2 separate regions of the Homo sapiens genome follow, and region 2 is linked to region 1. A link is an interaction called in ENCODE POLR2A ChIA-PET data of the cell type or tissue named here. Cell type or tissue: CD4-positive, alpha-beta T cell. All regions are shown on one strand. Links, peaks and the distances in the headings refer to the core of each region. The heading gives the core; the rest is flanking DNA. Region 1 overlaps GRAP2 (GRB2 related adaptor protein 2). Region 2 overlaps CACNA1I (calcium voltage-gated channel subunit alpha1 I).

The links. Peaks named below come from ENCODE experiments on the same cell type or tissue, not always from the same donor. Only the 100,000 strongest peaks of a DNase experiment are listed, where the experiment ranks them.
Region 2: POLR2A ChIA-PET joins it to region 1 with 5 read pairs; 2 of 35 experiments call an interaction of 5 or more read pairs at or near these places.

Annotation. Positions count from the first base shown.
Region 1 is chr22:39,922,051-39,930,935 of GRCh38, reverse strand. All of the region lies in intron 1 of GRAP2 (GRB2 related adaptor protein 2), which reads right to left. Among named protein-coding and RNA genes, the nearest start is that of GRAP2, 25 kb to the right of the region's middle. In CD4-positive, alpha-beta T cell, for the core only: no CTCF peak of the experiment used is centred there; a DNase peak (open chromatin) is centred at 4,345; H3K4me3 peaks cover 3,065 bases; H3K27ac peaks cover 1,533 bases.
Region 2 is chr22:39,608,084-39,616,968 of GRCh38, reverse strand. The region is part of intron 3 of CACNA1I (calcium voltage-gated channel subunit alpha1 I); the gene reads right to left. Among named protein-coding and RNA genes, the nearest start is that of CACNA1I, 42 kb to the right of the region's middle. In CD4-positive, alpha-beta T cell, for the core only: no CTCF peak of the experiment used is centred there; DNase peaks (open chromatin) are centred at 3,608 and 3,898; H3K27ac peaks cover 443 bases.

The DNA of each region.
Region 1 (8,885 bases), core at 2,112-7,111:
GGATTAGTGGAAGCTTCCCAAATGAGGTGACAATTGAACTGAGTCTTGCAGACAAGTAGCTAGGCAGAGTAGAGAGCTCATATATGACACACAGAGAGAATGGTGTGTGCAAATAGGAGTTGGGGACCCAACTGGTTCAATCATGGACTGGCAGGAGATGGGATCAGTGATTGGACTGGGGGCAGATCATGGAGGACATTGAAAGCATGCCAGGGACTTAGGACTTCATACCAAGGATGATGGGAAGTCATTGGACATTTGAAAACATTTGCATTCAGGAATGTTTAATCAGATGGCAGTATGAAGGAATGGAGGGCAGGGTGAACCGAAGATGGAGAAAGCATCGCAGTAGTCTTGGCTAGTAATGATGAGGGCCTGAACTACAACAGTGACAGATCATGCTCTTTCTTTTGACACTGGGTCTTTCCACATGTTTTTATCTCCATAGTAAGTACTTTACACATTATCTCATTTAAAGCATGCAAGAATCTCAAAATAAGAACTGCTATTGTATCCAGCTGACAGATGAGGAAAGTGAAGCTCAAAGGGGTTAAATAATCACCCAAGTTCATATGTATCAAAAAATGGTGGAGCCAGGATTCAAACTCAGCCTGTGCACTTAAACAGTATTCTCCCTTGTCTTAACTCAAGGGAATCACTGTGAATTATGACCAGTTGGAAGGGGGCTAAAAGACAGAAAAGAGTCTAGAATGGTGTTATCCAATAGAAATAGAATGCAAGTCACAAATGCCAGCCATTATGCCATTTTAAATATTTTGGTGGCACTTTAAAAAGTAAAAGAAAATTATTTTTAATAACTTATTTAACCCAATATGTCCAAAATATTATCATTTCAATTTGAAATCAATATAAAATATTATTGAGATACTTTGCATTATTTTTTCCAAACTAAGTCTTTGAAATCTGGTGTGTATTTTACACTTACAGCACATTTCAATTTGGACAAGCCACATTGAAGTACTTGGGACAGCATAGGTCTAGAACGACTCTTGAGTTCCTGCTGGGGGCATTAGGGTAGATGTTGGTAGCATTTTCTGAGATAAGGGAATACAGAAAGAGGAGATAATTAAAGGGGTGTTTGAAATGCTTGTGAATGATCTATGTAGAGACTCCCAGTCAAGGATTGGCTATGCAGGTATAGAACTCAATAAAAAAGTCTGGGTAGAGCTATTAATTTGGGTGCTATTCCAATATAGATGATTGTGAAAACCCTGAGTAAGAAGGAATTCACCTAGAGAGATTATGTAGCAGGACTGAACCTTTGGAGACAGCAGGGAGGGATGGGACACCTTGGTCATGCGGAGGAGTTCATTTGTTCAGCAGGAGACGCATCTCCCCTTTGAATGGGAAAGAAGGAGGACAAAGATGCAGAAGGTAAGTTTGTATAGGTAAGGAGGGTGAGGAGAGGCAGGAAGTAGGTGGCTTTCTAATATAATGTTGGCAGGGATTCTCAGCTCATTCTATTATCTTTCTTCTCTTCCACAGAAAAGGGAATGCTAGCTTTTAACCATGACTATTCACAAAATCTATACAAAGAGGCAAACAAAATGTAAATATTTGTCCAGCCAGGGACATAAGCCAAGATGAACACTCCTTTTTCATGTCACTCCACTCATTCCCTCCTCTCTCTCTCTCTTTCTCTCTTTCCCTCTGTCTCTCAGGAAATTGCAAAAATAGTACAGAGGTCCCCTGTACTCTTCACCCCACTTCCCCTAATGGGGACATCTTACATCACCATAGTACAGTATCAAAGCTAGGAAACTGATATTGCTACAATACCATTAAAAAGACTTCCATCTTCTCTTTTACAACTTCCTAGCAGGAAGTATCCTTAGTAAAAAACATAAAAATCTGTGAGATGTAATGTTCAACCAGGCCAAGAGCTTTATGTGTGTTCAGGAGGTTTTATCTCTGTAACTAAATGACATGCATCAAATACCACACCAAATGCCACCTAAATGCTCAGGTAAAAATTACCTTCTTATGACCATATATAATTTGCACCAACGTTATGTGGTTAGACCAGGCTCTTCACTGTCTGTTTGGCTTTATCTCATTATGGAGAAGAGCAAAGATGAACAGACAGCTCTGTTGTTCCCATCAGCATCTATAATGAGGAATGTGTGACTCAAAAGAGAGCAGCAACGTGCCCAAGCCTGCACTACTGTACAAACCAGGTCTTGCTAACTTTAGAACTCATGTTCGGTTTATGACATCGCACTATCTCTTGGTAAATGGCTACTTCATACCCCTGTCTACACAGCAGGAAAACCAATGGATTAGGAGGGAGTTAGTATTCAGATGGGTGACTCCAATTCAACTTTCAAGTGGGGAGGAACCCATAGCACCCAACACAGTAGGCTCCTCCATAAATGCCAGGGATTTAATCAATTCAGCTTACTAAACAAACAGACTCAAATAAGTTGGGCACGTTCCTTAAAAGCAGAATCAAGCAAAGAAAGCTCTGAGAAATCTCTGTGCTTCAAGGAGACAAAAGCCAACGAGAGAATATTAAGCCAACTTGAAGGGAATAGTGGCTATCCATCTGCCTCTGCCATGGTTCAACCAAGGTGAATAACCCATTTATTAGCAAAGAATGAGAGAAGTCCCAGTATTTTCATGTAAGTGGTAATTTGTTAATGGGTAAACATGGAATGAATTTCTTTCTCCCTTGGAGATAAATGAGCTCTGGTTCTCAAAAAACAATATTTCTGGCAAGAGATAGAAGACAAAAAAAAAGAGGTGTTTCATCCATTAAGATTTGGAAAGCAAAGGAAATAAGTGTATTTCTGGAATCTGGGTGAAAGGAGTTTGGCCTCGACAATTTCTGAGCAGCCGAAGGAGGAAAATGGTCGCAGAAAGAGGCAGGAACATGGGTGGTCAGATGCCTTTAGGGACAGTGATCTCTCTAATGACATTTCTCCCATCTGGGCTCCCTATTTATTTGTGGACCTGCACCTTCCTACTTACATCTCCACTTGTGGTATCCATAGTACCAGTAAGAAAATAGTTTTTGTCAAATCCAGGAAGGCAGGCCTGAGAGCAATTTGCAGCTGTGAAGACAAACTATAGGATGAAGGAGACAGAAGGACAGGGTCCCCTTACCCTGTTGTAGCCATTGGGAAGGGGCCTCAGCCCTCAAGTGGTGAGACAGGGCAGCACACGGGGGATGGTGGAAAAGAGCCGAAATGAACTTGGCCCCGGAAATGGCCATTATCAAGTAGTCATGGGTGAGAGGAAAAAAAAAAGTCATGCCTTAGATCGATTGGGCCTGGATGGACCAAGGTTGAAATCCAGCCATGAGATCAGTTTTGTTTACCTCTCCCGATGCGATTAGGCCATTCATATCCGATCCTGACCATTTGTTTGAGGAAGAAAAGATGCAGCCTGCATTTTGAAATCTGGGCAGATGCTTAAAAAGACCTTGCTCTCCATTCAGACAACAGGAATGCCACCAGATGTGACTTAAACATGTCTGCTTTTCAGCTGTTTAAATGTGAGCAATTCCTCCCGTCACTAGCCCACTGCAAGGGACTGTTTTTTCAGGGTCTTTCAATCCCAGGGCTGATTCACATCACAGGTATTCCCAAAAAGCTCCACAAATCAACAATGAAATAAACCCAATGCCAGACCAACTTGCACATGCCGGCGGGCCGAGAGGATGGGAGGTCCAGTCAGGGCACTGTGCCTCACCATCACTTTCCACTACAGAGAAGGTAAGTGGGGATAGCATGGCCGGGGGGGCAGAATTAAAACGTGATCAACGTGGCATCTGCTTTTTCTTCTCTTTTCAGCTCTCACAGAAGTGAGCATGAAAAAAAGAGAAGAAGAGGGGAGGAAAAATGAGAAGAGACAAGTTTCTCTCTGGGAGAAGCAATTCTAGTCCTGAATTCTCAACTGTGCATTCCACCTCAGAAAGCCAGTGACCGCCTCTGCTGAGCACAGGGTGACAAACTGGGCTGGATCCAGGCTGGAGCCAGGCAGTGGGTGGCAGCTTCTGCCTCAATCTTTCTGCAGTCTCCCTTCCCCATTCCAATCACGATAAATATATTTATACTTACTTGATTATGTCAGCCAGACAATACTCCCCTAATTGGCAGTGATCAGGGTTCCAGAATTGTTTGGGCGAACCTGCTGTCTCTCTATCAGGCAAAGCGATAAGGGGCCGCTAATGCAGTCCCCATTAACAATTTCCAGTGGAAAAAAAACCAATCCCCCGACTCATGCATGGCAACGAATTTTCCAAACAGCTCCTGAGAGCCAGCGATTGAGGAACTCAGACTTAACACGAACCGGTCCAGCATAGAATGCTTTTATGACTTTTCCCCACCCCCAGCTAGAGCATGTAGAAAAAACCATAGCCACTTCCTTATGCTCAAGGTTCTTTTGTTCTTTTGCTTTTTTGCTCTTTTCCTTTTTTTTTTTTTTTTCTTTTGTTGGGCTTACGGAGCTAACTGTCATTTTTGGTTCTTGGTTCTTTGTAAATTTCAGGGACATCTGGCACACAGTTTATTTCATTTGCTAGCTCTGGTATTTGTAGATACGCACACTCTCTGCTGCGTGTGCATGTTAACACTTCACATGTATAATTTATGCATGCATAATTTGGAGCTTGAGAGGATAGGCTCATTTTGATGTTTAAGTGTAACTACACAGCGCCAATTCAATTATAAGTAATTACTCAATAAATATTTACCAAATGAATGAATATACCAAAAAGACAAATATGCAACTGTCATTCATTTATCAGACATTTCAATACCTAGTGTGTACCAGGCACCGTGCTAGATGCTGAGTATTCAATGATGCATACCCACAGTTCCTTTCCTCAGGGAGCTCACAGTTGAAGGACAGGAGGCAGACATATAAATAGACAATTGCAAGACATCATGGAGGCAAAGTGACTGAGCCCTATGCAGGGTAGCATGGAGCTCCAAGGAGGAAGCTTGGTCCACCTAAGGGAGGGGCTGAGGCCATGGAGAGTCTCCTGGAGGTGATGAGGCCTAAGAGGGGAGGTAAAGGCTTCAGATAATGAGGACAGCACAACCAATGGCAGGATGCAAGAACTGATAGGGTGTTGTGGAAAAGAAGCAAGGCAGAGATGAAGTCGGGGACTCAGGGAGGTACCGGATCTGGGGGGCTTGGTGTAGAGTAAGGGAGAGGAGCTTCAACTATCTCAATTAGGGCAAGAAAACACAAACAGCTCCTTCATTCGTCCAAAATGCTTCTGGATTGCACCACAATTGGCACACGCACACCTCAAAGCAGAATTTGGACTGGCCTCAGAAGCACTGCTGGAGCACAGGAAGATCTGAGGCCACATGCTGAATCCGTCATTAGGGAGATGAGCAAGAGTTAGCTTATTTCTTGGTAAGTTGAGGAGGTGGACTTGGAGGGCTCCAAGCTTTTACATCTATGCTGCCTGGATTCTTTGAGGTTTGTGTACAGGCTGCACTTGGGCCCACTCCAAGTCCAAACTGGGGTGCTAAAGGAATGAGGCTGGTTCCAAGCAGCACACAGGATCACAATATCACTGTCTTACAGTGCAGAGACAGTAGGCACATTGAGGCAGAATTTCATATGAATCTGTAAGAAGTATTCACAGGAATGTAATGTATGATGGAGACATCCCATTGTCCCCAGCCTGGGTCAGGGTCTCATGATCTCAAGTCTGAAACATGTCCAATTAATTTGGAGCACTGATCCCTGCTAGATTTAGTTTCTCAAAAGCACTGTTCAGCTCACATCATTTCTACTCAAAATCTCTTAATAATTCCACCTTGCTTGTAGAGTCAAGTCCAAAGTCCTTAGAGTGGCATGGCATTCAAAGTCATCCTCAGTCTATCCCCACCCTGCCTGCCGTAACCCCCACCTGAGCTTTGATTCACAAATGTTCCCACCACTCTGCCTTTACTCACTCTAGCTCCTGACTCTTCAGGTCCAGCTCAAATTCAAGTCCATCTCCTTTAGGATTACTGTCTTGTTACTCCTGTCCTCTTCTGAACCAGTGCAGAGCTTACTATGTTGTTCATTGGTGACTATTAACTTCACTTTGTGGTTTGAGTTTTACTTCTCCAGCTACCTTGTAAGCCCCAGAGGATGGGAACCCAGCCTCACTCCTCTTTGCAGTCTATGGACTTAGCACATTGTCCTGCTCACATTAAATATTTGCTGATGAATGGGTATCCTACATTGTCACTTCTTTTTTTTTTTGAGACGGAGTCTCGTTTTGTCACCCAGGCTAGAGTGTAGTGGTATAATCTTGGCTCACTGCAACCTCCGCCGCCCGGGTTGAAGTGATTATCCTGCCTCAGCCTCCCGAGTAGCTAGGATTGCAGGCGCCCACCACCACGTCCGGCTAATCTTTTGTATTTTTAGTAGAGATAGGGTTTCACTATGTTGGCCAGGGTGGTCTTGAACTCCTGACCTCAGTTGATCCACCCACTTCGGCCTCCCGAAGTGTTGGGATTACAGGCATGAGCCACCGCGCCCGACCATGCATTGTCACTTCCGTGAGCCTACTGCGTAAAACTCATGGAAAGTACGACCGTGGTGATGATTGTCACAGTGCTACTGCCCGAAGTTCTTTTTCCCTCTTCTAGGAAAAAAAGCGAATCTTGGAGAGAGAGGCTTGGTATGATTACTTGGGAGTAATAAGAATGTGAAACATTTCTCCCGCGATTTATAAACAGTATTTTACATGCATTTCCTGGGAGCTTAAAGTTCATCCAGAATGAGTATTTCATAGATCAAAGGAGCATATGTGCAATCCACCAGGAGGAATAATCACTCTGCTAAATTTAAAGGGAGAATGATTGAACACTCCAGCCTGAAAGTAGAGATGGTTTAACGTCACATGGCTGGAGAAGAACATGAGTGACTTACTTAATTTCTGGCCCCCTACGTTCAGTTTTTATGGTACATACGCCAGTGAGCAGCACGTGGGATTTTTCATAAAAGAGGAACTGGCATTAAATCAATAAGGAAAATCACCATTTCCCTACTGATCCAATGGCATTTAAGGAAGCTGAGCCCTGCCAATATGTACAACTGTGCAGAATTTGTAACCGGGCAGTGAAAACCACCATCTAAGCTGGCAGCTGTGACTTTCCCAGAAGTAGAGCTGCAGGGAGAAAAGTAGCTTTTAAACTTCAGTTCCATTTTTGCAAATTGGATCTTTTTGTAAAAACTGTTTTAAGTCCAGATTTGTTTGTTGTTTTCCTTTTCTTTCCTCATTAGTAAAGGAAATGACTGTTTCTTTTTACTCAGATGGAAATTCAATCATTTACTCGATAATTGGGAGTCAAACTTAGTTTTAAGGGCTAGGAATGGAGATGAGGACAAAAGAGACAAAATCCCTGGCTTCAGAAAGCTTACCTTCTAGTGGGGAGGCAGGGGAGACAATTAATAATCTTGAACCGTAGATATATACTATGCTAGGCATAGATAACTGAAATAATGCTAGCATCTCATATTTGAAAACACAATTGCCAGAAAATGAAAAATGAAACCTCCTGCATGAATACTATCTTAGCTCATGTATGTCCCATATATTAAGAAGTATTTTAAAAAGAATAGCTAGTAAGAAATACACACATATTGCTCTTTGCACATGAAGTTGGCCTTCCCTACTGACCTTCAGCAGAACAGATGTCTCAGAGGTGCATTTCTGAGAGATGGATTTGTGCCAATCTATATATTTCATTCTGGCACTATCTGGCACCACTGCCCTCACAGTTATCCAGGCCAGAAATCTGGAAATTTCTTCTGGACTCCTCCGTGTCTTTTCCTCCCCTTTCTCAAATCTGGTATCTTCCACTAATGGGTCTCTAAACACTATATTTTAAATATACCTGAATTTTTTTTTTTTTTTTTAACTGAATCTCACTCTGTCGCCCAGGCTGGAGTACAGTGGAGCAATCTCGGCTCACTGCAACCTCCGCCTCCTAGGTTCAAGCAATTCTCCTGCCTCAGCCTCCCGAATAGCTGGGACTACAGGCGCATGCCGCCATGCCCAGCTAATTTTTTGTATTTTAGTAGAACGGGGTTTCACCATGTTGCCCAGGCTGGTTGTGAGCTCCTGAGCTCAGGCAATCCACCTGCCTCGGCGTCCCAAAGTGTGGGGATTACAGGCGCGAGCCACCGCACCTGGCCTAAATATACCTGAAATTGATTTCCATCTTTCCATCAGCCCTCCTTTGTGTGGGCTTTATCGTCTTTCCCCACAACCCTGGCATCCTACTTCTCCTTCCTGACTCTAGGCTCAAATACCTCCATTCTCCCCTCCTCATTGCTTCCAGAGTGATTTGTGCAAAACAGATCAGACTGTGCCATGTCTCTTCTTGCACTCTCCTCTGGCTCTGCACACCTGCAGGATAAAGCTCAGGCCTCCTAGCCTGGCCTTGGCTGACCTGGGTAGCTTTATGACTCTGCTCCCTTCCTTGACCCTGTGCCTCAGTCACAGCAGCCCCATGTAAGGCATGTAAGGTTACCTAAATTTACAATGTGCAAATCATCCCTGAGTGTTTCTTCTTGGACTATTCTCCTTTTTGTACTCCTCAATTCTTGCCATCCTTTAATATGGTGCAAATGTTACCTTCTCTGTAAAGCTGTTCCCTGAGCTTAATCCTCCCTCCCTTCTGCCCCAAGGGTACCCTGGCCTCATCTTCTCATTTCAAGTATGGCACCCAATGGAAAGGCATTTGTAATGATTTGTTTGCTTGTGTGTCTTCTCTCTCAAGCTGTAAGCTCTCCCAACTGAGAAGTATCTTCTTTGTGACTTTACAGCATAGCCCAGCCTCTGGCATACAGCAGTCACTTAGTAAATGTTGAATGAATAATGAATGAATGACCTATGGTCTCTT
Region 2 (8,885 bases), core at 1,726-6,725, 310 kb after region 1:
CTAACTCCCCTCCCCTACACGGCCACCAGGCTCCACCTTCCCCACCCAGTCTAGGACTATTGGCTCTCAGTTAAGTGAGGACACCAACCATGGCCCCTGCCCCAGGATAGGCTGGGGGACAAGACTGCCCTCGTGCACAACTCAGCCCCTTGATGACAAAGAGTGTTTTCTTTTTCTTTTCTTTTTTTTTTTTTTTTTTTTTTTGAGACAGAGTTTCACTCTTGTTGCCCAGGCTGGAGTGCAATGGCACTATCTTAGCTCACCACAACCTACGCCTCCCGGGTTCAAGCGATTCTCCTGCCTCAGCCTCCTGAGTAGCTGGGATTACAGGCATGCACCACCATGCCCAGCTAATTTTGTATTTTTAGTAGAGATGGAGTTTCTCCATGTTGGTCAGGCTGGTCTCGAACTCCCAACCTCAGATGATCCACCCACTTTGGCCTCCCAAAGTGCTGGGATTACAGGCGTGAGCCACCGTGCCCAGCCGACAAAGAGTGTTTTCTTACACTTTGTGTTTCTCTACAACAAGGGGTGGCAGGAAGAGACTGATCCCAGGGTCCTCAATGAGATACAAGTTGTGACTGGATGTCAAAGGGGGGGCCCACGATGACCCAGTTAGTAACTTTAGGATCTGAACACCTCCCAGACCCCAGCCTTGCCACAGGAGGCTGATCAGACACGTGTGCTCTCGGCTACAGACTTGGGCAACCTCCCCGCCATCCGCCCCCATCTTGGAGGGGAACAGAAACAGCCGCTGCCTGGCAGTGCATTTGAAGCTCCCAAACACTCTGAGCTGGTCCAAATAGGGCAGGCCTGGAGCAACACATTGGCCCAGCCCCTTTCCTTCACGCCATACATGACCCTCTGGGTCTTCAGCACGGGAACACACCTGCAGTCTATGTCTGCGGCAAACATTCCCCAAATTCCCCTGAGAATCCACCAGGTGCAGCCCTCAGACCCCGGTGAAAAGCTCCCCCAAGAAAACGTTCCTGTAGAATCTGGTGTCAAGATCTTAGCTCTGAGCTTCCTGGCAACCAAGTCAAAAAAGGAAATGTGATATTACTGAGTTCTTAGCAGCATGAAAGATCTTGACACTGTAGATCCTTCCAGGGAATCCATTTGCTTAAATGTTTCTCCTGGGTCCTAACTCTCACTTCTCCACTTCATGAACCATTTGCGGGTATTCTGCGGTGGCCGCATCTCCTGCCTGGGGGAATAAGAGCATATAAATGCATTCAGTGAAGAAGAAACATAGTAGCTGCACAGTGAAGAATCGTGTAGTTCTCATTCTTCTCTGAGCAGAAGAGGATAGAAAGGAGGACACAGGACAAGGATGGGGAGAGAGGAGGGAAGAGGGAAGAGCACTTAGTTGGGAGGGAGGAATTGTGGGTTTAAGTCTGTGTCCTGGGAACCTCACTGTCTTGACAATGACTCAATGCACCAATTGGCCCAACCTGGGATAGCTTGCTGACAGTTCCACTCTCCCTGTCCTAGCCCGGATCACCCTCCCTCTGTCCCGACAGTGGCACAAGCCTCCCAATTGCCCTCCTGCCCCTTGCTTCCTCCCCTACAGCCCTTCCTCAGTCAGCAGAAATCTCCTAAACTCAGACCTAGCTGTGTCACTCCCACTTAAAACCCTCAGTGACTCCCCATTGCCTTCAGAACAAAGAGACCTTCAAGGGTCTCCATAATGTGGCCTCCGTCCATCTCCCCCGAGTGTCTGCTCACCCTAGGTGCCATGTCAGGCATAAGCACCACGTCTCAATTTTTGCTGAGGGCCACCTGGGATGGAGGAAGCTATCTCCCTCCCCTTCTCCTCTTTCCACCCCAGTGACAGCCAAGACAGCTGGGACTTCCTGCCCACATTCCAAAAAGAGAAGGTAAGGAAGGGCCGCCTTGTGGGCTGACTCCCCTCAGGCCCCAAATAAGACATCGCTTACAGGAGTGAGAAATTAATTCCTAATTACACAGTTACTTTCTCACGCAACTTCAGTGCTAAAAGTCTAAAAAAGAAATCAACAAAACCTCCCCACTACCTCCTGCCAGCTCCTAAGCGCTTAATTAGGTAAGTAATGTTGCTTTAAAGAGAGCACTTCCATCCTGAAGTCGCCCCAGGAGGAGGTGGCTGTCTTCTGGGGAGAGGGGCTCCCGTGTGGTCAGACTGGTAGAGGGGCCATGCAAAGGAGGGCAGGGAGGGTGGACACCATTTCTTCCCAGCACCCTCTACTCCGACCTTATTCCTTGAAGAGCCTCCCTCCCTGGCTCCTGGCTCCTAGCAGAGGTCCAGAGACCCAGGCCTGGTCCACCAGAGGATCCCATGCCCCCAGCTGGGCCACCATGGTTGGTTCAGGATAGGCACGTGATCCCAGGTGAGCCACAAAGGCAGCCCAGCCCTTAAGCCAGGACTGCAGGGAAGAGCCCTTCTCCCTGGCTAAGCAGCAGCCTGCAAACCCGGAGGCCACCTTGGCTCTGTGGTGGCCTGAGAATTTTGCCAACACAAAGGAAGGCTGAAGCAAGAGCTGGAGAGAGGCGGGCTCCTGACCACATGCTTGGAGGACCTCCCTCCAGCTGAGCCCAGATCCCTGACCTACCCTCTGCTCTCCCCGGTTACTTGAGCCAGTGCCTTCCTTTTGGGTTCTAGGTCCTGCTTGTACTGTGTTTCTGTCAACTGGAACTCAGGGTCCCGGTTGGTTTAGAAAGGTTATCTGAGCACTCGCTACCTGCCGCAAGCTTCATACCCCTTCCCTCAAGTACTCCTCTCTCAGCTGGATTACAGCACCCACTGCAGATGAAGAAACTGAGACAGAAGGGGCCCATGTCAGGCCCAGCATGGTGGCTCATGCCTGTAAGCCCAGTACTTTGGGAGGCCAAGGCAGGTGGATCACCTGAAGTCACGAGTTCAAGACCAGCCTGGCTAACATGGCAAAACCCTGTCTCTACTAAAAATACAAAAATAAAAAAAAATTAGCTGGGCATGGTGGCGCACGCCTGTAATCCCAGCTACTCAAGAGGCTGAGGGAAGAGAATCGCTTGAACCCAGGAGGCGGAGGTTGCAGTGAGCTGAGATTGCGCCACTGCACTCCAGCCTGGGTGACAAGAACAAAACTCTGTCTCAAAAAAAAAAAAAGAAGGGATCCATGTCCCACAGACAGGTACCAAGGGACCCAGGAGCTCTGTGTGACCTGCCCCCTCTCCCACTGCATCAGTCACCGGCAAGGCCGGAGCAGGCCAGCGCCTCCGGCTCGGGAGCGTTACCCTCTGCTGACCAGGTAGGTGGAAGGCACAGCGCCCACCACAGCACTAGGACCAGGGCCAGCATCCTCCAAGGCAGTGCTACCCGATGGTCAGAGTACAGAGCTGGGTTCCAATCCCAGCTCGCTGCTTGTGTCCCATGTGACTTTGGGCAAGTCACTGACCTGAAACATGTTCATATACAGATCCAGTACTCAGAACAGGGCCTCACACAAGGAACAGCCAAGAAATGTGAGCTATTATTGTATCGCAGCCTCAACTGTTACCTCAGCTCACACGCGCCCACGAATCACATGAGGCCCTCTCCAGACCCCACCCCCAGGCAGAGATGAGCTCTTCTGCCTGGTGTCCCACTGATCCTCTATGAGGGCACCTCTGGGCACCTGTCCCTGTTCCTCAGAGCAGGGGTTGGCTCAGAGCCCCTGCTGGGTCCCCAGTGCCCAGCCCAGGTTCTGACTTAGAGGTGGATTCCCTGTGTGAGTTTGTCAAACAAATAATTTGAGGGACAAGATCAGAAAAAAAGAAGAAAGAAAAAAAAAGCTTGGAGCTGACAAGAAGCCACAAGAAATGACTGAGATTTAACATCTTTCCAGGAAATACCCCGCCCAGGAGATGATTTCTGTGTGTGGCTGATAAAAATAGGGTGTTTCCTCAATCTTCACAAGGGGCCCACGGGGGCTTTCTTAAAATGTGATTTAAGATGTAGCTAATGGAAGGGAAGCTGAGATGCTGGAAATCACAGATCATCTGTCAGGAGGCAGCTCTGTGATGACTCAGGCTTGTGTTGGTTGGTAACTAGACCACCAGCCATTGCCAATATCCGGGGACCTAGCACACAGTAGGTGTTCTGTGGAGGGATGGAGGGAAGGAGGGAGAGAAGGAGGAAGGAAATAATAGAGAGGATTTGGGAGTAATGACATTAACCCTTGACTGTGGCCAGCACCTCATGATTTATGGGTCATTTCACCCATTGCTATGGTCTGAATATTTATATCCACTTAAAATTCATACATTGAAATTCTATCCCCCAAGGTGATGGTATTAGGGCCTTTGGGGAGGTGATTAGATCATGAAGGCAGGGCCCTCAAGAATGAGATTAGCACCTTTTTAAAACAGGCAAAGGGAAACTCATCTGCCCCTTCACGTGAGGACTCAAGTGAGGACTCAATGAGAAGACTCATCTATGAGGAAGTGGCCCCCACCAGACATTGAATCTGCCAGCACCTTGATCTTGGACTTCCCAACCTCCAGAACTGTGAGAACTAGATTTCTGTTGTTTATGAGGCACCCGGTTTATGGTATTTTGTTAGAGCACCCCAAACAGACTAAGATACCTGTCTTAGTCCATTTTCTGCTGCTATAACAGAAGCAGAAAGACTGGATGATTTATTTTTAAAAAAGAAATTAATTTGGTTTACGATTCTGGAGGCTGGGAAGTCCAACATCAAGGAGCTGCATCTGGCGAGGACTTTCTTGCTGTGTCATCACGTGGCAGAAGGGCAAGAAAGTGTGTGTGAGACAGGGAAGGGGCCAAACTCATCCCTCTCATCAGGAACCCACTCCCACGATAACCATCCCACTCCCACAATAATGGCATTAATCCATCCACGAGGGCTGAGTCCTCATGACCTGGTCACTTCTTAAAGGTCCCACCTCTCAACTCTGTTGCACTTGGCATTAGGTTGCCAACACATGAACTATGGGAGACACATTCAAACAACAGCAACACTCGCAGTTCCTCACACAAACCTATGAGGCCAAAGAACAGAGGTTATTAAGCCCAGTTGACTGACGCTCTGAAACCAACTCAGGCCAAGCTCAGAGTACAGGGGGGATTTGGGGGAAGAATGCTGGGTTGGCCACAAAGCTGAGGGATGGGCTGCAAAGACAGAACCCAGGCAGGTGGGAACCAGGGCAGCTCTGGGAACCTCAGTGGCAGAAGACCTGGACCTTCTCTCTCCAAGCCTCCATTTGGGTTACTTTACTCCAGTGGTTTATTTCTGGGTAGAGTTGCCAGATAAATAGAAGCTTCCCAGTTAAATCTGAGCTTCAGATAAACAATGAATAATTTTAGTGTATGCCTCATGATGTCTGCCTCCCGTGAAACTTAGCTCCATTACTCCAGAGTAGTCTTGGCAGCACGGCAGGTGAGAATGGCTGCTGGGAACCAGAGAGTGGGCTCTGTGTGGTGCAGAGATGCTTTTGGCTCTAACCAGAGCCTGGGGGAAATGTTCCTCTCAGGGGACTCACCTCACTGCTTTCTGAGGGCTAGTGAGGCAAATCAACGGCTTATATTTCAGCCTCTGGAAATGTACAACCCCTTCATGTCATGGGTGAGCACGAGCCCTGGGGGCAGCCAGACCTGAGCAATCCCAGATCTGATCCATAAAGGCTGAGTGTGTCCTGAGGCAGGCTACCAATCTCTCTGACACTCCATTTTCTCATCTGCAAAATGGTGTTAACAATACTAATTTCTGGGGATTGTCAGGATGTAACACCATCATGGGTGTAAAAAAGCCCAACTCAGTCAGTTAATGATAGTTCATGGTAGGCCACCTAAACGGCTTGGTTTCCACCAGCCAGGGCGCCCTTGTGAACTCCAGGAGTAACAAGGCCTGGCCTGGGATCCTCCCTGTCCAGCATCCCTTTCCAGCCTCCCTGACCAGCCTCCCCACCCTCAGCCACGTGATAGGGGCACAGCTGACACATCCTGCCAGGGGTGAGCCTTCACCTCCGTCTGGCCTATAGGAGCTCTGCCCACCCTACCCTCAGTGATTGGCTTAGGGATGAGCACATGCCCCACACCAGCCAATCCAGGCCAAAGAGGCTCAGTTCCCAGGACTGATTGGAACTGCTAGGAAAGGAAAGGTGTGTCTGAACTGGAGGGAGTCGGCACTGAGCCCCGAGCTGCCTGCCACCACCCTGCCACCGTGAAAGCTCCAGGGAGGGAAGTCAGCACAGACTAGCAGAGCTGTGGGATAGGAGCACACACCATCTAGAGACATCTTTCAGGATTCTAGAGCAAGCGGGCCCTGAAGCTGGAGACCTCTTGGCTTTTCAGTAGAGGAAACAGTTGACTCCCTTAAACCAGATTCAGGGTTTCTGTCCCACGTAACAGAGATAGTCCTTCCCGATTCATGATTGACCCGTGTCAGGCACCTCAGCCTGTGGCCAGAGAATCTCTGGTGACTTCCCCCAACATCACACATGGCAGCTACCATCCTGTTTCCATGGAAACGAGCCTCCACAGTGACCATCACCCTCTCTCCCATCCCATCCCATATGCAAATGAGAAAAACACACTAAGGTTCCTATTGGAACCTTCCCCAGTCCACGCCCACCCAACGGCAGCTCAGCTTAAAGAAAATGGCTCCAGATATCCTCTCCCCAGCTCTTTCGTGCCTGGGTGCAACAGACAGGAAACAAACATGTAATGATGCCTCCACGGCTCTGGGGACTTCAGGATGATGACTAGCCTTGGTCCTGCCCTCAGAGCACCCAGTGCATCTGAGCATCCACAGCCGCAGGGCAGACAGACCTGTAAGTCCAGGATAGATCAGAGTGTAAAGTCAATGACAAAACCAGAAGGGTCCCCTGGGCTTCAAGACATTCGGAGGGCTTCCCTTACCCACCAATAGTGCACACAGAGTTGTGCAGGAAGGCCAGCTCCAAAGGCTTCTGGGCATCCAAGTGATTGCCTTCTGATTCCCATGACCACAGCAGGATCTGCTGACAGGCACTGGGCTCTGTGGAGCTTGCCTAGGTTGGTATTGACGTTAGAGATCTCAACAGAGCCCTGCCCCTGCCCAGTCAGCACAGGCAGAGCTCCAGAAGCTCTAACCAGGGCTTGGAGACATGGTAGAGCCACGGCTTTGGCAGAGGGTGGGTGAAGAAACTGAGGCTCAAGGAGAGGAATGTGGCTGACTCGGAGTGCCCCCATGATGGGCGTTCTCTCTCTTGTGATCTTGCCTGAACCCAAGGAACAACTCTTGTTTGATTTAGCCAAGTTCAATGATGCTTTCTGCTTTCCTAGCCTTGCTGCCACTCAGGTGTCCATCAGACCCAGTTCTGGCCAAATGCACTAGGGAAGGGAAGGATCCCGGAAAGAAAATCTCATTTTCCTGATCCAAGTGGACATGCCCTGTCACTCTTCACCCTTCTTTCCTGTCTTTAATTCAGACATGACACCCACGGCTTCACCGGCTGCCTTGTGACCATGAAAGAAAGGCCTGGAAAATCACAAGGATGTCAGCCCCCACACTGCAGAACTATCACCAGTAACCAGAACTTTGTGTTATGTCAGAAAAACACGGATTCAGGATTTGCCTGAGCCACAGTTGGTTGGGTTTTCTATTACTTGCAGCCAAATGCATCCCTGACAAATACACCCAGCAGTCACACTGAACCAGGACCCAATCCTGGTGGAGCTGGTGGAGCTAAGCTCCCTGGGTTCAACTCCTGACTCTGCCCCTTACCAGCCTGTGACCTCAGGCAAGTTACTCCTGTCACTGCCTCATCTGTGAGGTGGAACTGACCACAGCCCTCACAGGGCTTGTCTGACCATTCAACAGGATGATGCACGGTGTGAGCACTCAGCAGTCAGCGTCCTTATTCTTATCACACTCCTGGAGGCATCAGAGAATTAAATTACCTTTGCCTTTTGAAGTCCCACTGATGGGGCACTTTGGAAAAAAGGAACTCTCAGCCAGCAACCTCAGCAGGGACATACCTGCCTGATCTTTCTAGAAAGCCCTAGCCCAGAGCTGAGGAACAATTCTTAGTGGCTTTTTGTTTCCCAAGAGTCTGTAAGAGTCAGGGTGGAGAAGCTGTTCCCAGCATTCCAGAGACCATGTTTCCAGGGTACAATAAATTTTTTTTTTCTCTTTTCTTTTTTTTTGAGACAGGATCTCACTCTGTCACCCAGGCTGCAGTGTAGTGGCGCAATCTTGGCTCACTGCAACCTCCGCCTCCCAGCCTCAAGCAATCCTCCCACCTCAGCCTCCTGAGTAGCTGGGACTACAGACACACACATTTTTTTTTTTTTTAGCTGTGGTTTCACCATGTTGCCCAGGCTGGTCTCAACCTTCTGAGCTCAAGCGATCCATCCACCTCGGCCTGCCAAAGTGCTGGGATTACAGGCAAGAGCCACTGCACTCAGCCCAGGATACAAGTCCTAACCCAGCCTCTCCTTCTCACCCTCTAGCCAAGGTGCTAAGTTACTAATATTACTTTATTAATACTATTAATGATCATAGAAATTCTTTTTTAAAAAATGTTTTAAAGAAATGGGCTCTCGCTATGTTGCCCAGACCGATCTCTAACTCCTGGGCTCAAGATATCCTCCCACCTCAGCCTCCTGAGTAGCTGGAACAATTGACACACACCACTGGACTGGGTGATCACAGAAGTTCTTTTTTAGAGACTGAGACTCTGTCTCCCAGGCTGGAGTGTAGGAGTGCAATCTTGGCTCACTGCAACCTCTCTACCACCCGGTTCAAGCTATTCTCCTGCCGCCCAAACAGCTGGGACTACAGGTGTGCGCCACTGCGCCTGGCTAATTTTTGAATTTGTATTTGTATTTTTTTTTTTTTTTTTTTTTTGGAGATGGAGTTTCACTCTCATTGCCCAGGCTG